Regions from separate parts of the Homo sapiens genome. Here region 2 is linked to region 1. Evidence: chromatin loops called from intact Hi-C (ENCODE). Cell type or tissue: K562. All regions are shown on one strand. Links, peaks and the distances in the headings refer to the core of each region. The heading gives the core; the rest is flanking DNA.

Region 1 (10,473 bases), core at 3,172-5,671:
TGCACCTGCCCCAGTCTGGGCCTGAGTCAGCAGAGAATGGCCTCCCACCTGCAAGCAGGCTGGGAGAGCTGGCCGGGGCCTCTGCTCAAGGTCAAGGTTGGCCAACAGAGGGGTGTGGAGCACACACCTGGCACCTGTGGGAGGAAACCAAGAGGCCTTGGCGGCCTGCGCTGGGTGAGCCTTTCCAACTCTGGGAACTGTGCCCCATCAGCATTTGCAAGGTGTAATAAGCCTTCCAGTAACTCTGCCAAGAGGGCAGCACATGTCAGGAATAGCAATCGAGACAGTATTTCCTGGTAATTGTTTGGGGAAAATGCTTTTCTCATAGCAAAGCCCTCCCATTTTCTCCTTCCTCTGGAGGAAGGGGAGCCAGGGGAGGTAAGTAGGGCATAGAGCTGTGGGGCCTGAGATTTAGGATGCAAGCTGTGGGCAGCGGGGCTCTCTTCTTAAACAGCTCATGGGTATCCTCAGCCTGTCTCCTACTCATCTCTCCAAGGAAAAGGAAGTGGCAGCAAGAACTGGGAACCACCTAAATAAATTAAAAATAGAACTACCACATGATCCAGCAATCTTCCTTTTGGTTATATACCCAAAAGAGAGAAAATCACCACCTAGGAGAGGTAGCTGCACTCCCGTGTTCACAACAGGCAAGATAGGGAAGCAACCTAGATGTCCATTATGGACAAATGAGTAAAGAAAATGTGTGCACTCAACAGGAATGGGGAAAGAAAGAATGAAGAAAGAGAGAAAGGAAGGAAAGAGAAGGGAAGGGAGGCAGGCAGGCAGGAAAAGAAAGAGAGAGAAAAAGAGAAAGAAAGAAGAAAGAAAGAAAGAAAGAAAAAGAAAGAAAGAAAAGAAAGAAAGAAAGAGGCTGGGTGCGGTGGCTTATGCCTGTAATCCCAGCACTTTGGGAGGCCGAGGTGGGCGGATCACCTGAGGTTGGGAGTTCGAGACCAGCCTGACCAATATGGAGAAACCCTGTCTCTACTAAAAATACAAAATTAGCCAGACATGGTGGTGCATGCCTGTAATTCCAGCTACTCAGGAAGGCTGAGGCAGGAGAATCGCTTGAACCCGGGAGGCGGAAGTTGCAGTGAGCCGAGATGGCACCATTGTACTCTAGCCTGGGCAACAAGAGCGAAAAAAAGAAAGAAAGAGAGAGAGAGAGAGAGAGAGAGAGAGAGGGAGAGGGAGAGGGAGAGAGAGAGAGAGAGAGAGAAAGAAAGAAAAGAAAGAAAAAGGAGGGAGGGAGGGAAGGAAGGAAGGAAAGAAGAAAGAAAGAAAGAAAGGGAAGGAAAGAAGGAAGGAAGGAAGAGGAAGGCAGGCAAGCAGGCAAGGAAAGCAAGGAAGAGTGGGTGTGGTGGCTCACACCTGCAATCCCAGCAGTTTGGGAGGTCTAGGCAGGCAGATCGCTTGAGGCCAGGAGTTCAAGACCATCCTGGGCAACATGGTGAAACCCCATTTCTACTAAAAATACAAAAAATAGCCAGGCGTGGTGGCGCATGCCTATAATCCCAGCTACTCGGGAGGCTGAGGTACAAGAATCTCTTGAACCCAGGAGGCAGAGGTTGCAGTGACCCAAGATTGTGCCATTGCACTCCAGCCTGGGTGACAGAGCAAGTCTCTGTCTCAAAAAAAAAAAAAAAGGAGATCCACAACAAGAATGAACATGGAGGGAGGATAGGAAGGGTATTATGCTGAGTGAAATAAGCCAGACACAGAAAGACAAATACTGCACAGCCTTGCTTACAGGTGGAATCTTTTTTTTAAAAAAAGCCAAATACACAGAGATGGAGAATAAGACAGTTGTTACCAGTATTGGGGGTGAGGCAGAGGAAATGGGGAGGTGAATGCGGAAGGACACAAAGCAGCAACTATGCAGGATGAACAAGTGGAAAGATCTGATGTACAATATGAAGACACACTTAGTTAACAGTGTACTGTATCCAACATCTTTGCTAAATGAGTAGATTATAGTTGATTGTAGCTGCTCTTACCACAGGGGAAAAATACGTACCTATGAGAGATGACGGCTATGTTCATTTGCTCCACTCTGGTAACTGTTTTACTATATGTACATGTACCTCATAACATCACATTGTATACCTTAAGTATACACAATAAATTTTGAAAAAAAAAAAAAAGGGGCTGGGCGCAGTAGCTCATGCCTGTAATCCCAGCACTTTGGGAGGCCAAGGTGGATGGACTGCTTGAGGTCAGGAGTTGGAGACCAGCCTGGCCAACATGGTAAAACCCCATCTCTACTAAAATACAAAAATTAGCTGGGCATGGTGGCGCACGCCTGTAATCCCAGCTACTCGGGAGGCTGAGGCAGGTGAATTGCTTGAACCCAGGAGGTGGAGGTTGCAGTGAGCCGAGATAGCACCACTGCACTCCAGCCTGGGTGACAGAGACAGACTCTGTGTCAAAAAAAAAAAAAAAAAAAAAACTCATGCCTGTAATCCCAGCACTTTGGGAGACTGAGGCAGGTGGATCACCTGAGATCAGGAATTCAAGACCAAACCCCTTCTCTACTAAAAATACAACAATTAGCTGGGCGTGATGATGCATGCCTGTAGTCCCAGCTACTCAGGAGGCTGAGGCAGGGGAATCACTTGAACCCAGGAGGCAGAGGTTCCAGTGAGCCAAGATCACGCCACTGCACTCCAGCCTGGGCAACAGAGCAAGACTCCATTTAAAAATAAAAATAAAAAAAGAGAGGGCCAGGCGCAGTGGCTCACGCCCAAAATCCCAGCACTTTGGGAGGCCGAGGCAGGTGGATCACCTGAGGTCAGGAATTTGAGACCAGCCTGGACAACATGGTGGAACTCCTTCTCTACTAAAAATACAACAAGGAGGCTGAGGCAGGAGAATCACTTGAACCCGGAAGGCGGAGGTTCCAGTGAGCTGAGATCATGCCACTGCACTCCAGCCTGGGCAACAGAGTGAGACTCCGTTTCAAAAATAAATAAATAAATAAAAAAGAGAGGGCCAAGCGCAGTGGCTCATGCCTGTAATCCCAGCACCTTGGGAGGCCAAGGCAGGTGGATCACCTGAGGTCAGGAATTCGAGACCAGCCTGGCCAACATGGTGAAACCCCTTCTCTACTAAAAATAAAAAAATTAGCTGGGCATGGTGATACGTGTCCGTAATCCCAGCTACTCAGGAGGCTGAGGCAGGAGAATGGCTTGAACTCGGGAGGCGGAGGTTGCAGTGAGCCGAGATCGTGCCACTGCACTCCAGCCTGGGTTACAGAGTGAGACTCTGTCCTCCTCCCCACCAGCCACCCCCACCCCCCACTGCAAAAAAAAAAGAAAGAGAGGCCAGGTGTGGTGGCTCATGCCTGTAATCCCAGCACTTTGGGAGATTGAGGTGAGAGGATCTGGCTTCAACCCAGAAGTTACCAGCCTGGGCAATCTAGTGAGACCCCATCCCTCCGAAAAAACTAAATATTAGCCGGGTGTAATGGCATGTACCAGTAGTAAACTCCTGGCAGGAGGACTGCTTAAGCCCAGGAGTTTAAGGTTGCAATGAGTTATGATGGCACTGCTGCACTCCAGCCTGGGTGACAGAGCTACAGAGAGAGAGAGAGACAGAACTGAGAACCAGAAGAGGCTAAAGCAAGTAGAAGAAGGCAAGCGTCCCTTCAGACCACGCCTCCACCCACCCTTGACCCTGCGAGAGGGATTTAGACACAGTGGCAGCTGGGAAGCCAAGAACAGAACACATTAAGCCTTGCAACCTAATGCCAAGATTCCGCCCGAGAGACCCCATTTCCTGCCCTCTCTGCACATTCCTTCCATTCCTCCCAAGCACCTTCTCCCACTGCTATTTTCTTCTTTCTTCTAGAAAACAAGTCATGTGGCCAGAAGGATGTCAGGCACTTCTGCTTTCTCTTTTAGATTCCCGGGTTCTTATAAGGTTTTCCTGGCCTTCTCTCTGCCTGCAAAGCCCCTGGCACCGCAGAGGCCCCCAAAACACACAGGATGATAAAGCTCTAGAGAGACAGGATGGAAGCCTGGGTGCATGAGTGCGGGAAAGAGGGCACAGGGGCTACTAAATCTTTGCCCAGATGGCGGGGCGGGGCTGGGGGAGCAGAGCAGCAGCAACAGGCTGTGAAGTGATTTTGTTCTGTTCAGTTAGGAAGGAGGTGGGTGGAAATGACAGTTTGGAGCCGATCAGAACAGAGGAAACTGTTTCAGGAGAAGCTGCCTCCCTTCTCCAGTTCTAACAGTGCCATCAAGCGGCTCGAGGAGCAGGCGCAGGGCAGTGCCTCCAGACAACCTGAGCTGACCCCTCAGCAGAGGAGCACGAGGCTGGGCAGAGGGGCAGCTCTCAGCACCCTGCCTGTGGCAAGGGCCAGTCTTCAGCCTCCCAGACAGATGGCCAAACACCTTTCCCTAGAACGATCTGCAAGGAGGTGGGTAAGGTATCTCCCCAGTTGTAGGAATAATGCACAAGCACCTTGATGGATACGGACAGTCAAGTTTATCAAGGTCCTGCGAGGCGCTTCACTGGAACACACTGGGACAAATGCCATCGTCCTGTAAAAGGCGCCAAAGCACATTTTCAACCTGAGACGTGGTCAGTCACCAGGGCAAGCCTGTCAATGCCATCAGGCCCTTGTTGATTGATGTTCAAAGGAGAGCAGAGGACAAAGAGGACAAAAGGGCGCTGGGCAAAACCAGCTGTGACCAGCACACCAGGGGGAAGGCTCATAGGATCCTCCAAGCTAAATTTATTGTTTCACCTACTTCACTCGCATTCCTTTTTGAATTCTGCAAATCAAAATCTATTCACCTAAGAAATACAAGGCTGGGCACGCTGGCTCACGCCTGTAATCCCAGCACTTTGAGAGGCCGAGGTGGGTGGATCATACAGTCAGGAATTCGAGACCAGCCTGGCCAATATGGTAAAACCCTGTCTCTACTAAAAATACAAAAATTAGCTGGGCTTGGTGGCGCATACCTGTAGTCCCAGCTATTCGGGAGGCTGAGGCAGGAGAATCACTTGAACCCAGGAGGCAGAGGTTGCAGTGAGCTGAGATCACGCCACTGCACTCCAGCCTGGGCGACAGAGCAAGACTCCATCTCAAATAAATAAATAAATAAATATAAAAATTAGCCAGGGTGGTGGTGCACACCTGTAATCCCAGCGACTGGGGAGACTGAGGCAGGAGAATGGCTTGAACTTGGGAGGTGGAGGCTGCAGTGAGCTGAGATCACGCCACTGCACTCCAGCCTGGGTGACAGAGCGAGACTCTGCCTCAAAATAAATAAAGAAGGAAACAAAAGACTTTCTCAGCAGTTGTGTGTCTGGATAACCGCAAATGAGGAGGAGGTGGACAAGGAGGAGGGAGAACATTCTACAAGGAGCCCAGGACCCTAGGGTGGGTCCAAGCGCTGACATTAAGTCACTGTGCACCTCTGAGGAGGTAGCCTCACTCTCTCAGCCTCATGTTTATCAGGTGTAAAAACAGAGGCTTAGAACGAGATCCATAGTTTTCTTTTTTTTTGAGACAGAGTCTCACTGTCTTCCAGGCTGGAGTGCAGTGGCGTAATCTCTCTCACTGCAACTTCTGCCTCCTGGGTTCAAGTGATTCTCCTGCCTCAGCCTCCCGAGTAGCTGGGACTACAGGCACACGCCGCCATTCCCGGCTAATTTTTGTATTTTTAGTAGAGACAGGTTTCACCATATTGGCCAGGCTGGTCCTGAAATCCTGACCTCAGATCCACCCTCCTTGGCCTCCCAGAGTGCTGAGGTTACAGGCGTGAGCCACTGCATCTGGCCAGATCCATGGTTTTCTTTTTTTGTTTTTTGTTTTTTGTATTTTTTTGAGATGGAGTCTCACTCTGTCACCAAGGCTGGAGGGCAGTGACGTGGTCTTGGCTCACTGCAACCTCTGCCTCCTAGGTTCAAGCGGTTCTCCTGCCTCAGCCTCCAGAGTAGCTGGGATTACAGGCACCTGCCATCACACCTGGCTAATTTTTTGTATTTTTAGTAGATTCGGGGTTTCACCATGTTGGCCAGGCTGATCTCGAGCTCCTGACCTCAGGTGATCTACCCACCTCAGCCTCCCAAAGCACTGGGATTGCAGGCACGAGCCACCACGCTCAACCAGATCCATGGTTTTCAAAACCACAGCTCCTCAGACCCCAGGGGAGGGGAGGAGCTAACTGGATGGACTTTGGCCCCCATCTCAGTTTACCAGAACAATTCATTCATTCTTCTTTCATGTTTCGCGTTTAGGTTAAGATTTTATTTGAACAAAGTGTTCTGCAGTCTTGTGGGCACTTTTGGAGGGATCTGCCCTGCCCATGGCTCTCAGAACTGTCCCCCATGCCCACAGAGTTGACCTGAGGTCAGGAGTTCGAGACCAGCCTGAGCAACATAGTGAAACCCTGTCTCTACCAAAAAATACAAAAATTAGCCGGGCATGGTGGCCTGCGCCTGTAATCCCAGCTACATGGGAGGCTGAGGTGGGAGGATTGCTGGAGCCCGGGAGGTTGAGGTTGCAGTTAGCCTTGATCAGGTCACTGCACTTTAGAATGGGTGACAGTAAGACCCTGTCTCAAAAAAAAAAAAAAAAAAACTTAAATTAAAAGCAAAATGTTCAGTCAGGCGTGGTGGCTTACACCTGTAATCCCAGCATCTTGGGAGGCCGAGGCAGGCGGATCATGAGGTCAGGAGATTGAGACCATCCTGGCTAACACGGTGAAACCCCGTCTCTACTAAAAATACAAAAAATTAACCGGGCATGGTGGCAGGCGCCTGTAGTCCCAGCTACTGGGGAGGCTGAGGCAGGAGAATGGCGTGAACCCGGGAGGTGGAGCTTGCAGTGAGCCGAGATCGCGCCACTACACTCCAGCCTGGGCAACAGAGCAAGACTCTATCCCAAATAAATAAATAAATAAATAAATAAATAAATAAATAAAATGTTCAATACAGCATATCATATAATGACTCAGTAAATATTAATGTTTTTATCACTTCCATTGTTGATATATTCAAAAGTTGTTTGTAAATCATTCATGTTTTCCTGTTGCTATAAAATTAAATTTCAGAAATATCATGGACTACACCTACCAATAATACTATAAATTTTAATTTCAAAACTATTTTCTTATTCATATCTACTTGGACTATACCTACCAATAACATCTAATGCTTTTCTTTAAATTTATTTGTCCTAAAAACTTCCATCCAAGGACTTACATATTTGTAGATAGGCTAATTTACTCATTTGTCCACTTAATCTTTTTTTTAGATGCTCTGAGATTTACCAAAGAAATAGATGGCAAAAATCCCTTCACTAAGCGTTTCCAGGGTAGAATTTGAAGAAATCATAATTTTAAGTGTATATTTCGTAAATTAGGTTTCTTAGATTTGAGGTCACCTGAGTTCCCACAGTAAGAGATCAAAGACTCATATATTACCAATATGAGAAAAGGCCTCCAAAATTTGCATTTGTCACACTTTGGGTCACAGCCCAGTCGTGGGACCTGAAATCAATTTAATAGATCAGAACCAGCATTTTAGATTTTTTTTTTTCTTTTTTGAGACAGAGTCTTGCTCTGTCACCCAGGCTGGAGTGGTGCGATCTTGGTTCAATGCAACCTCCGCCTCCTGGGTTCAAGCGATTCTCCTGCCTCAGTCTCCCGAGTAGCTGGGATCACAGGTGCCTACAACCACGCCCAGCTAATTTTTGTATTTTTGTAGAGACAGGGTTTCACCATGTGGCCAGGCTGGTCTCGAACTCCTGACCTCAGGTGATCCACCCGCCTCGGCCTCCCAAAGTGCTGGGATTACAGGTGTGAGCCATCAGGCCTGGCCTAGAATTTTTTTTTTTTAATTAGAATATGTCACATGCAGTAAAACTAAGTATTGTTTTGTACAAATGGATATCAACCCTGTAAATGTGTGTGCTGAGTGAAGATGTCAAACACCCCCTCGGCCAGGCGTGGTGGCTCACACCTAGAATCCCAACACTTTGGGAGGCTGAGGCAGGAGAATCGCTTGAGCCTAGGGATTTGAGACCAGCCTGGGCAACATAATGAGACCTCGTCTCTACAAAAAGAAATTTTTTAATTAGCCAGGCATGATATTGCGCACCTATAATCCCAGCTACTTGGGAGGCTGAGGTGGGAGGATCACTTGAGCCTGGGAGATTAAGGCTGCAGTGAGCGGTGATTGCCCCATTGCACTCCAGCCTAGGTGACTAAGAGAGACCCTATCTCAAAAAAAATTGAAATTAAAATTTGTAAACCACAAAAACTTACCTCTCACTGCGGGTCTCAGTCAACACAGCCTGCCAACGCTCTCACACAACCATTTGACCCGCCCCTTCTGTTCCTCAGTCTTCAACCCAACCTAACACACATGCAACCTCACCCCAGGACACCTGTGCATCATTGCACCTGCCCAGGATTTCATCAGCAGCCTGGACACTGGCAGAATGGTAGGAATGTTTAAGGCTGACCCAATCATGGCTTCCTCACCTCGGAGTACTGCCTCTGCCAGGGCCCTTCCTGCCACATTTGATTCCCAATACACATCCGTTTGGTTTTTGTTTTATTGGGTTTTGAGTTTGTTAGGGGGAGTGGGAGAGGGGTGCAGGTGGCTGGTAGACCAGTAGAGTTCAGGAAGCCGGCTGTTAAACCCCTGGTCACTTTTGGTCAAGCTAGTGCTGGGCTTGGAGCTGGAGGCTGGAGGCTGTTCAGCACTCACCATCCTTACAGACACAAGCGGTCAAGAGGGTCCTCACTCATTACCACCTTTAATCTCCAGTAGTCCACTGGCAATCTCTGTCAGCTCTGGCCATGTGTATGAAATAGCAGAGAATCTAGCTGAAAAATGATTTTTTTGTCTGCATGATACAAAATAATCATTTTACCTAATCTTTTTTCTTCACTCACATGACTGAACCACAAGATTGCTTTTGGCATCGTGTAGAGTAGACCTTGCAACTCAGAGCATGGAGCAAGGAGCTGCAACGCCAGCCTCGCCTGGGAGGCTGTGAAAAGGCAGAATCCTGGGTCCAGTCTAGACCTAAGGATTCAGAATCTTCATTTTAGCAAGACTCCACAGGAAATTTACGCACACGTTAAAGTTTGAGGCGCAGTGGCATAGTTCTTATGCTGGCTGAAGTGCTGTTTTCATTAAGATTCATATCCAATTAGCTTTGGCCACAGGTGCTATTTTTGCAGGTATGCAGCGCTCTTGCAGGCCACTGGGACCTGCTGGGGTCTGGAGTGCCGCCTTCCGCTTCCATCATAGACCCAAGATTCAGAAATGCTAGCTCAGCTGAGTGAGGTGGCTCATGCCTGTAATCCTAGCACTTTGGGAGGCCAAGACAGGAGGATTGCCTGAGGCCAGGAGTTCAAGACCAGCCTGGTCACCATAGTGAGATCCCATCTCTACAAACAAACAAAAAAAATCAGCTGGGTGTGGTGGCGCATGCCTGTAGTCCTAGCTACTCGGGAGGCTGAGGCACGAGGATCACTTGAGCCTGGGAGTCTGAGGCTGCAGTGGAGCTGTGATGGCACCACTGAACCCCATCCTGGGCAACACAGTGAGACCCTGTCTCTAAAAATAAATAATGAATGAATGAAATGCTGGCTCACTAACAGCTGCTGGGCTTCGGCCACGTTTCCATCCCTCCGCAGTGAAATTGTCAGCGTGAGATCTGTCCTTTCCTGGCAAGCGCTGTCTTTCACTCTGGTTTTATTCTCTTCCTCCTACTTTTCTGGCGTTTAAATCTGCTTTGTTGTAGGACATGAGAGTGCCTGTGATTGTAGACATCATTTTGTTTGGTTTTGTTTATGTCTTCACTAGGCAAAATAACACTTGATTACCTATGTCTACCCTGTTGTTTTCAGTTTTCTAGCCTACGAATCCAAAAGTCTGGGAACAACTAGTAAAAATGAAACCGGCAGGGTGTCTTGCTGAAACCTGTGCGGCTAAAGCAGAATTGGAGTGTGGTGTGCCACCGAAGATTTGGGGTACAGCAGTGTTTGCGCCATCATTCAGAGTGCTGGAAACTAAAAGGGGCCCACTCTGTGAGAAAGAGGCACAGAAAGACAGCGGCACAGCTGGAAGGCGGCACTCCAGACGCCAGCAGGTCCCAGTGGCCTGCAAGAGCGCTGCGTACCTGCAAAAATAGCACCTGTGGGCAAAGCTAACTGGATATGAATCTTAATGAAAACAGCACTTCAGCTAGCATAAGAACTATAGGAAGACAGGCCAGGCACAGTGGCTCAGCACTTTGGGAGGCTGAGGAGGGTGGATCACCTGAGGTCAGGAGTTCGAGACTAGCCTGGCCAACATGGTGAAACCCCGTCTCTACTAAAAATACAAAAATTAGCCAGGCATGGAGGCATGTGCCTGTAGTCCCAGCTACTCAGGAGCTGGAGTCAGGAGAATCGCTTGAACTCGGGAGGCAGAGGTTGCAGTGAGCCAAGATTGCACCACTGC
Region 2 (10,473 bases), core at 5,022-7,521, 490 kb before region 1:
ATTAGTAGCAGAGGTATTTCAAATCTCTTGTCAGATATGCCCAAAGGAACCAGCCTCCTTCTGTTTCTATATTCAGACTTTGTCTCTGGTGGCCTTTCTATGGGGACTAAAGTAAAGGGCAGCAGGTCTTCCCAGCCTTGCTAGGAGGAAGGCTGTGGTCTCTTCTGGTGCCTTTGACCTCCTGGCTCCCACTGTGGACCTCATGGCAAACTTGAGCAGAGCATTTCTGCAAGGCAGTGCAGAAACGTGACCCAGTGACTTATAACTGCACAAAAGCCATGAGAACCAGCTCACAGAAAAGGCGGCATCCTCAGGACGAGCTTAGGATTCGGAAGAACTGTGTTGGATACATATCTCAGGTGGTCAGAGAAGAGTTCATCAGTCATCTTGATATTTGTAAAAATGTTGTGTAAGAAAAGCAGGTTCCCAACTTCATCACTAAAGCAAAGCTCGCGTAGAAAATCCCAAGTTAGACAATAAAAGTCAGCATTTTTATGTTACTTAAGAGTTCGCAGAGCGTTTTCATGCTCATAATTCTATAATATAAGCATTAGCGTTCCCTCCATAGCTAGGGTGTGATGAGTGATATATACATTTAGTTAATTTAGCATAAAACTGACCTTAGCCCTGGCTGCCAGGGAGAGACGGAACCAAAACTAAAGCAGCCTTCGAATCCTCCAAACCAACCTCTCTCTGACTCCTAGAACATGGCGCCCTTTCTTGCTTCTCTTCCCCATAGCCAAAAAGGGACCAGAGCTCCCCACAGTGGGGCTTGTAGGAGCCTGAACAGAGCAGAGGCACGCAGACTTGCAACTGAAGACTTAGAGCAGAGTCTGCAGAGCACAAACAGGACAGAGGACCAGAAATCCATTACCACTGGAAGTGGTGGGGTTGGGTTCCACCAAGTAGGGGTCTGGAGAGGGGTCTCTGAAGCTTGAGGGTGTTAAATAGTCATTTAAAGAAGATTGGCCAGGCGCTGTGGTTCACACCTGTAATCCCAGCACTTTGGGAGGCCGAGGCAGGTGGATTGCTTTGAGTTCAGGAGTTCAAGACCAGCCTGGGCAACATGGCAAAACCCCGTCTCTACTAAAAATACAAAACTTAGCCAGGTGTGGTGGCATGTGCCTATAGTCCCAGCTACTCGGGAGGCTGAGGCTGGAGAATCTCTTAAACCCAGGGGGCAGAGGCTGCAGTGAGCCGAGATCATGCCACTGCACTCCAGCCTGGACGACAGAACGAGTCTCCATCTGGTTAAAAAAAAAAAAAAAAAAAAAAAAACAAAAAAAAAACTATCAGAGGAACTCTATCCACAGAAGACCTGAGTGGGAAGGCTGTGTGAGAGGAAGAGCAGGTGAGGTTAAGTCACCTTCCCAGAACTCTGATGCTTCCTGCTTTGGGATAAATAATAAGACCCCACATATATTATATCACAGACTCAAGGAGACTTTGCACATTGCTTCATTTAACCCTCACAATGAATTTAAGAAACAGGTACTATTATTATTCCCATTCTACAGATGAGGAGACTGAGGTTTAGAGACATCAAAGAACTTATCCATTGTCAGGTGGGATAATCCTTACCTATGTTTGGAGGACAGTATTAGGACATAATGATTGGAGTCACATGATATGATTAATGTCTGCTTCATAATCAGGTCTCACACACCCTGATTGCTCCTATCTGATTCTTCCTGACAATCTCTTAAAGAACAAAACGTAGGCCGGGCGCCGTGGCTCACGCTTGTAATCCCAGCACTTTGGGAGGCTGAGGCGGGCGGATCATGAGGTCAGGAGATCGAGACCATCCTGGCTAACATGGTGAAACCCCATCTCTACAAAAAATACAAAAAATTAGCCGAGCGTGGTGGCAGGCGCCTGTAGTCCCAGCTACTGGGGAGGCTGAGGCAGGAGAATGGCATGAACCCGGGAGGCGGAGCTTGCAGTGAGCCGAGATTGTGCCACTGAACTCCAGCCTGGGCGACAGAGTGAGACACTTTTTCTCAAAAAAAAAAAAAAAAAAGATAAATAAAAGAACAAAATGTATTTCCAAGGACACACAGCTAAGCTATGGTGGAGCTGGGATTTGAAAGCAGTCAGGCCTTTAGCCATGACACTGTTCTATGTCCACTTAGCAGAATCTTTCAAAACACAAAGAACTGCTGCTAACATGCTCCTAAGACTACCCAAGAAGCTGTTAAGTGAGTCTTGCCCTACCCGCACCGCCCTCTGTCTCTTCCCATGCCAGAAGGTGGAAGACCACAGTGACTGATCAGATGGCAGCAGCACCCACCTGTGACCCAGCAATCAGAATCAAGTCCCACCACTGTTGCAGGCTGAGCCTGAGCAAAGCAGTCCCTGCCACAAGGAGAACTGCTTCTTGCCTACTTTCTCCTGCTTTACCTTAAATCCCCCTAAACTCTGCACCTGTAAAAGCATCTCAAGACACATCACCCTTCTGATTGGGACTTTGATGTGGTTACCATACGCCCTCTGACTGCTTCTTTCTGTTTTTTTTTATCCAGGTCTGTCTGTGCGGACCCTCTGTCCTGGCTGAACAGCATTTGTGGGGTCCCTGTGTTTGCTCAACATCCCAAAGCCCCCTTAATTTTAGATCCGCTGAGCTCTGCTCTTTCTCTATCCTGCCTGGCCAGCCCCACCTCATGGCTGCTAGCCTCAGCATTCTCTCCCGAGGTAGACTGATTGGGTTTCCATTGTATCTTATAAATACATTGTTATGGCTCTTTTCTTATTTTCCATTACTTCTCACCATATTTCCCTTGTTGAGATTAGAAACTAAATTTATTCCTTTAACAAATATTTACAGCACACATGATCATGACAGTGGGTGTACTAGTCCGTTCTCTCATTGCTACAAAGAACCACCTGAGATGGGATAATTTATAAAGAAAAGAGGTTTAATTGGCTCACAGTTCTGTAGGCTGTACAGGCAGCATGGCTGGAGAGGCCTCAGGAAACTTAGAATCACAGCAGAAGGCAAAGAGGAAGCAGGCATATCTTACGTGGCGGGAACAAAAGGAAGAGAGAGACAAGGGGGAGGTGCTACACACTTTCAAACAACCAGATCTCGTGAGAACTCTATCACGAGAACAGCAAGGGGGATGGCACTAAACCATCAGAAACCATCCCCCATGATCCAGTCACCTCCCACCAGGCCCCACCTCCCACACTGGGAATTACAATTCAACATGAGATTTAGGTGGGGACACAGAGCCACACCATATCATTTGGGGTCACTTTGCCCTTCCTCATAGAGTTTATGGCAGCAGTCCCCAACCTTTTTGGCACCAGGGACTGGTTTCATGGAAGACAGTTTCTCCATGGACCTGACAGGAAAGGGGTTAATGGTTTGGGGATGAAACTGTTCCACCTCGGATCATCAGGCATTAGACTCTCATAAGCAGTGCACAACCCAGATCTTTTGAACGTGCAGTTCACAATAGGGTTCATGCTTCTATAAGAATCTAATGCCGTGGCTGATCTGACAGGAGATGGAGCTCAGGAGGTAATGCTCGCTCACCTGCCGCTCACCCGCCGCTCACCTGCCGCTCACCTCCTGCTGTATGGCCTGGTTCCTAACAGGCCATGGACCCATATGGGGCTGCAGGCTGGGGGTTGGGGATCCCTGCTCTACCGAATGCAGGGCCTAGGGTCTGGGGAGACAAAAACTTACAAATTAGTAAATAATATATAACATCTGATGAGACAAAGTACTAGGAAGAAAAATAAAAGAGGAACAGAGACTATAGAATGTGGAGTAGCTTAGCATGGATAATTTTATATAGTGTATCAAATATATTATGATAGCTGAATAGTGGCCCCCCAAGATGTCTCTGTCCTAATCTTCTGAACCTGTGAATATATGAAGTCACATGGTAAAAGGGATTTTGCAGATGTGATTAAATCAACCATTTTGAAATGAGATCATCCTAGAACTGCTTAGCTGGGCCCCATATAATTACAAGGATCCTCGTAAGGAGGCAGGAAGAGCAGTGATGATGGAAGCAGGAACTGGAGTGATTCAAGGAAGGGACCACAAGCCCAGGAATGCAGGTGGCCTCTAGAAGCTGAAAAGGCAAGGAAGTGGCATCTCCCCTGAAGCCTCCCGAGGAAACCAGCCCTGCCGACATCTTAATTTTAGATCATGGCATCCAGAACTGTAAGATAATCATTTGGTGTACTTTTAATTCACTGTTTGTGGGACGTTGTTATAGGAGCAAGAGGATGCTAATAGAGGGTGGTCAGGGAAGATCAGGGGACTGATCAGGGAAGATCACTCATCAGGGGACCTTGGCATAGAGACCTGAAGGAAATGAGGGAATGAGCTATGCATACATCTGAGGGAAGAGCATTCCAAGCAGAGAAGAGCCATGAGGTGGGAGCATGCTTAGCAAGGTCAAGGAATGCCAGGAAGCTGGCGTGGCTAGCATGAACAAGGATAGGAGCCATGTCTGGGAAATAGCATTGCCTTGATGGCCATTGTAAAGACTTTGGATTTGACTCTGAAGGAGATAGAAAGGCAAGAAAAGGATTTGAGCAAAGGAGAAACAAGATCAGATGAATATTTTTAGGGTTTATTCTGGCCGATGAACTGAGAATAAGTTGCAGAGGACAAGGGCAGAAACGGGAGGAACAGTCTGGAAGACTCTGCAACACCCTAGACAAGAAATGATGGCGGTGTCTAGTAGGTAGTGAGATGTGGTCAGATTCTGAATATATTTTGAAGGTAGAACCAAGAGGATTTGCTGATAGACTGGATGGAGAATGGCTGAGAAAAAATCCAAGTGAAAGACCACTCTAAGGTCTATGGCTCAAACAACTAGAAGATGGAACTGCCATTTTGTAAAATGGGAAAGACTGAAAGGGGACTGTGGTGCGGTGGTGTTGGGCGAGGGTGGGAGGGAGATCAGAAGTTCAACTTCAGACATATAAATGTGAGACGTCAATTAGATATTCAAGCGAACAACTGAGTAGGTAGCTGGATATACCAGGCTGGCACTCAAGGACGGAGGTCTAGGCTAGAGAAATAAATCTGAGAGTAAGCATATAATGTTATTTTAAAACCATATTTCTGGATGAGATTGCAGGGAGTAAGTGTAGACAGAGAGAGAGGAAAAAAAAAAACCATCTGAGGACTAAGCTTAGGGGCACTCCAACAAGTGAGACGATGAGGAATCAGTGAAAGAACAGCCAGTGAGGTTGCAGAATGAAGAAAGTGGTCTCTGGAAGCAAACTGAAGATACTGTTTCTTAATACCTTTATATTTAAGGTTAGAAAGAGGTGGAGCTGGAAGTTAAGAGTAAGCCGTCTGACCCCAGAGGCCATGTTATTTATCATGAGATATATGTGGGGAGTGAAAGAGCAAGTGAACCAATGAACAAATAAGTGAATGAATGAATGGCTATGGCCAGATGTTGGTTCCTTCATGTAATTTTTCCTCTCCAATCTCTCAACTCTTGCACATGCCATCTCTTTTCCTTTCATATTTGTTTATTTAACAATAAATATTGTTATTTATTTTAAAGTGTTTGTAGACATGGTGTCTCACTATGTTGCCCAGGCTGGTCTCAAGTGATCCTCCCACCTCGGCCTCCCAAAGTGCTAAGGTTACAGGTGTGAACCACCACATCCAGCATCTTTTCCTTCTTAACTGCTTACAATTCATCTTGTTCACGAAGAGTTTCAACCTAATTCCATCCATGTCCTCAACCCCTCAGCAAACATGGCCTAGATGAAGGATCTCTGGCTTGGTCTGGTCATTCCTTGAGACTCAGCTCAGCCAGTATTTGTTACTGAGACCTTGAATCATTTCTTTCCAGTGCTACAAATTTTGAGGCTGACAAACCCAACTCTTCATGACCTCTGAAGACTTATTCATGAATCCAGTGGCTCCTGTGTAAAGAAATATGATTTACAAGAAAATTAAATGATTTTTTTACAAACACAACGTTTTTACCAAGGCCAAAATCCAATGAAGATGCTCTTATTTCCCATTATACATCATTTTTATTGATTCCTTATTTAAACAAACCTTAACAAAAATGAAATATGTTCAAACATATTTTCAACCCACTCACCTCCAGCTGCTACCAGCCACACATATACCATCCTTGCTTTTAAAGTCATAAATGGAGTGAGGTAGACCATTTTGGTGGTTCATAGGCAGGCTGAGCCTTGAGTAAATGAATCTGAGCATAGGGTGTTTCAAGAAAAATATGCATATTCTTTTTTTGTGATATTTTTAGTTCCAATGAAACTATACATCCTCCAAGGTGATGATAACTTCGAGAATCTTCTGGTACTGTGATTGAAACCCAGTGAGTACTCTAGCTACAAGACACTGGCCTGAGACAATGCATTTTCTGTGATGACAGCAGGGGGAGCCCCTTCTCTCCAGTGTTTCAAAGCGATTTGCTATTATTCTGTTTAATATAATAACTGAAAGTCTCTATTTTGGGTGGTAGGCACTCACTGTGCCCAATCACCTAATGATGCCCTGTATGACAGCACCTTCTCATGTCTGGTTGATAAATGAAAAACCAGAAATCTGTCATAGAAATTACCTAATTTGATATTTTAGCCCCCTCTGAGGCAAGTACATCATATATATATATATATATATATATTTTTTTTTTTTTTTTTTTTTTTTAAGACAGAGTCTCACTTTGTCGCCCAGGATGGAGTGCAGTGTGGCGATCTCGGCTCATTGCAACCTTCGCTTCCCAGGTTCAAGTGATTCTCCTGCCTCAGCCTCCCAAGTAGCTGGGATTACAGGCATGCACCACGGCGCCCAGCTAATTTTTGTATATATAGTAGAGACAGGGTTTCACCATGTTGGCCAGGCTGATCTCAAACTCCTGACCTCAGGTGATCCACCCGCCTCGGCCTCCCAAAGTCCTGGGATTACAGGCGTGAGCCACTGTGCCTGGCCTATATTTTTTTTTAATAATTGCAAAACAGACACAAAAGCTAATTGAATTACCTGAGATGACTGCGCAAGTCCCAAGAACATCTGGAGATTTCCTGACCTTTATTCTAGTGGTTTTATCTGGGGGCAGAACTGGACAATTCTGAGGTGTTTTCAGAAAACCTTGAATTTGCATCTCTCAGCATAGTTCCCTCTCAAAGGTCTTTGTGAAGGAGCAGAGCCACTGAAATTGCATTGCTGCTGTGTTAAAAACAGCCACAGGAAAAGAGCAAGAATAATTTCCTAGGAATTGCATTTCAACCCGGAAAAGCTTCCAGATTCCTCAGTAACATATATAAAGAGCAGAGTGCATTGCATGATTTCCATCTCAAACTTCTAAATGGTTTTTGTGCCTATTATCTAGAAAGAAAAATATGTTGGTGAAGGAAGTCTTTGGGTAGGGTTGTGTCTAGGAATTCACAAGCCTGAAGCAAGGCTTTTTTTTTTTTTTCTAGCCTCCTATCCATTCACCGGTTCATTCACTTTTAAACAATCACTAAAACTATTACACAATACTTATTCCACAATCTAGTTGCTACTTCTGGTAGCCAGCACCCTGCCCCCCCAACTCCAAGGCTGGTGATGGAGAAATAGTTTAATGTCAGTTTTTTAAAGTGACAGGGGTCATGCTGTTCATTTTTTGAGAAAATACTGCAGAGTATTAAAGGGAATAATTAATAAAAATTAGCAGTTAACTAATTGGGTAGAACCTCAGGTGCACAACAATGCTATGATCAAAGAAAAACTTTTTTCTTCAAATTTAAATAAAAGTTTCTTGATAGAAAGTAAACTCATTTTCAGGCAGTCAGTTGTTAACAGTACTCTGGGCAGTTCCCATAGGGGCATGTCCTGAGGTTTGCTTAATAAATACATTTTTATTAGCATGCACCATCCATTAGTGCTAACACAGATGCTTCTTAAACACGCGTGTTTACTTCACCAGCACGGAACATTTGGCTTATTATAGCTGCAGCCAAAAAAAAAAAAAAAAAGCAGCATCATGATTTCCAAAAAGGGAGTGACATTTGATTTGGGGCAGCTCTTGTCATGCGCCATCTCCAACTTAGAAAATCCACCCTGTACAGCCCGGCCCGCGTCAGGGACCCTTGCAGGCGGCAGCCACGGCTGCTGCTGACGCGCGTTTGATCTTTTCTGGGCCACCGAGGGCTCGCCACACCCCTGCTCTGGCGCGCACGTTCCTCGCTCGGCCTCGCCCAGCAGGAGCCAGACCTTTTACTTTATTTGGTTCACCACGCGGTCTCTGCTCCAGAGAGCGCGCCGGCGGCGGCGCACTCGGGCCCTCGCGCGCACTCGCACATTCTTCCCCGGGAACGCGGGCGGGGGGCGCGAGGAGGTGGCCGGGCCCGGGCTGCGGTCCCTCTAATTATAGCCCGGCAGCTGGCGCGCTGGCTTGGCCTGGCGCTCGGGGCCAGGACTGGGCGGCGGAGCGGAGGGGCGGGGCGCACCGGGCCGTTTCCCGTTTCCGGGCCCGCGCCCCGCCCCGTCCCGTCCCGTCCCGTTCCGTTCCGTTCCGCCCCGCCCCGCCCCGCCCCGCCCGGGGTCGCGCGGCTCCACGTGCGCAGAGCCGGGCGCGCGGAGACTGCGCTGCTCCAGCCCGGGAAAAGTTCTAGAATAGAGGCGCGGCGCAAGTCAGGGGGCCGCCTTGGAAACCGCAGCAAGGGCTCCTTGTGGGCTCCAGGCTGTTGGAGAGTGAGGGAGCCTCCTCCCCTTTCCTTCCCGTGGAGTAAACAGAGCTTGGCAGGGCTGGAGGCTTTCTTCCTTTTAAAAAGTGCCATTCTGAACAACGATACAAAGTGAAAAAATAAATTTTTTAAAAAAGAAAGGGAAAAACTACAATTTGACCATTCTGACCAGCCTCCTTGTTCCAACTGGCCTCTTGATTTGTATAAAGATAATGGGGTCCGGCGGCCCCCTTGATGCATGAATTGCACGCTGGGCATAATGAACTTATTGTGCGAAAGCACTTTGGACTTCGGACTGTGTTCCTATGTCAGAATTTTACTGTGGTTTGTAAGATAAACTGGAAGGAAACAAACTCGTGGTTAACTCTTGTCAATACGTGTCTTGAACCAAGCAAAGTGACATTTCCTACCTGTGGCTTTGACTTTAAGCTGCACAAAAGGTAGGAGCTAGCCTCTCAGCTGTTCAAAGCCTAGAATGAGATGCCTGCTTAGTAGGTGTTAAATTATAACAGCAACAACCCATATGGTGCTTATTAGGAGAATAGTATTCCAAAACTTCTCTAATGACTGTGACCCTCCTGTGAAATTCTGATTTCAATTGTATATGGGGTACAATAAATCTTTATCTTTTATCACCAGAAAAGCTAATTGAACTGCTGTTTGCAGGCAGAAATAACAAAATGGGGGTAATGGGCTCTTAGCCTGGGCTAAGACTCTCAACAGCTTTTTTCTGTTTTGCAGCTCACACATACAGTCGGCTCAGGCAGACGGCCCAAGACAAGCCTGTGCCAAAGAAATGCTGATTTAGTCTGACCCAGACAATCTCTACTCCCACATGTCACTTCTCTGCAGAACTCTTACTAGTATGGCAAATACTTTAAAAATCATACAATAAAAGAAGGCAAAACCTCAGTAATTTGAGGTTCACTTTTAATAAACTCTTTCCATGCATTAAAATAAATTGAGGCCCTGAGCTCTGGCGAAATGTTTCCGGGTTTTTAATTCCCACCGCCCCCCCACCCCGGAGGCATAAATAGCCACATACGCAATTCAAAGTACTCTATTTGAACTAGTATAGGAAAGATGTTTTCTATAGATATTGCAGATAAATTTGCAATGACTTAAATATTTATCTGCTAAAGTTGCTGAGTGCCTCCACAACAAAACCGAACTCATTTTTTGTGCACGATGGGCATCTGAATGCTACCTGATGGTGATGATATAGAAATACTAATTGCTAAGTAAAAGTGGTAAGTGATGTGATCTACAGATTATGTAATGTAGTTCATTTCCCCCAAAATGTAAACTATATTTAGAAATATTCAAATGTGACATTATTACCCTATACAGGATGTCTTATCTCAGCATCAAGGGCGTCTGTAGAGCTGCTGGAGGAGGCTCTTTAGATTACGCAATCTAACTTCTGACAGCCCATTCAAAGGATGAGAACCGGTGCCTTGAAGCTCTCAATTTAAACTAGGAATCCTGTAGTCTAGTCTCTAGACTTATCTGACCTAGGCAGAAATCATCTCCTAGAGGCTTTTCATGGCTGATTTTGTGATGTTTTACTTGCACTGAAGATTTATTATTCCATGTTTTGAGTTAGTGTTATACAGTGCCATTCTATATATTTTCCAAATAAATGTTTGTCTTACAGAAGAAACTGTTTATACCATTCTAATAGGGTTGTTTAATAAGGAAATTTTACTCAGTTGGGTTTTGGATTAAAAATAAAAGAACAGCTTTTAAGATACAATGTCTAAATGATTCTCAATAATGATCTGT

What was found. Hi-C counts contacts between places; a loop is a spot of excess contacts. Peaks named below come from ENCODE experiments on the same cell type or tissue, not always from the same donor. Only the 100,000 strongest peaks of a DNase experiment are listed, where the experiment ranks them.
Region 2: a loop joins it to region 1, with 10 times the contacts of the local background. A loop is called at or near these places in 73 of 110 quality-filtered maps.

Annotation. Positions count from the first base shown.
Region 1 is chr1:235,079,654-235,090,126 of GRCh38, forward strand. No RefSeq gene overlaps it. Among named protein-coding and RNA genes, the nearest start is that of LINC01348, 15 kb to the left of the region's middle. RefSeq lists an enhancer at 2,907-3,429. In K562, for the core only: a CTCF peak has its summit at 4,238 (motif pointing left); a DNase peak (open chromatin) is centred at 4,238.
Region 2 is chr1:234,591,717-234,602,189 of GRCh38, forward strand. LOC124900421 (U8 small nucleolar RNA) reads left to right here and starts at 1,559; the gene lies at 1,559-1,686. RefSeq lists enhancers at 7,635-8,148, 8,149-8,662 and silencers at 8,206-8,735, 9,136-9,185. In K562, for the core only: a CTCF peak has its summit at 6,410 (motif pointing right); a DNase peak (open chromatin) is centred at 6,405; H3K4me3 peaks cover 80 bases.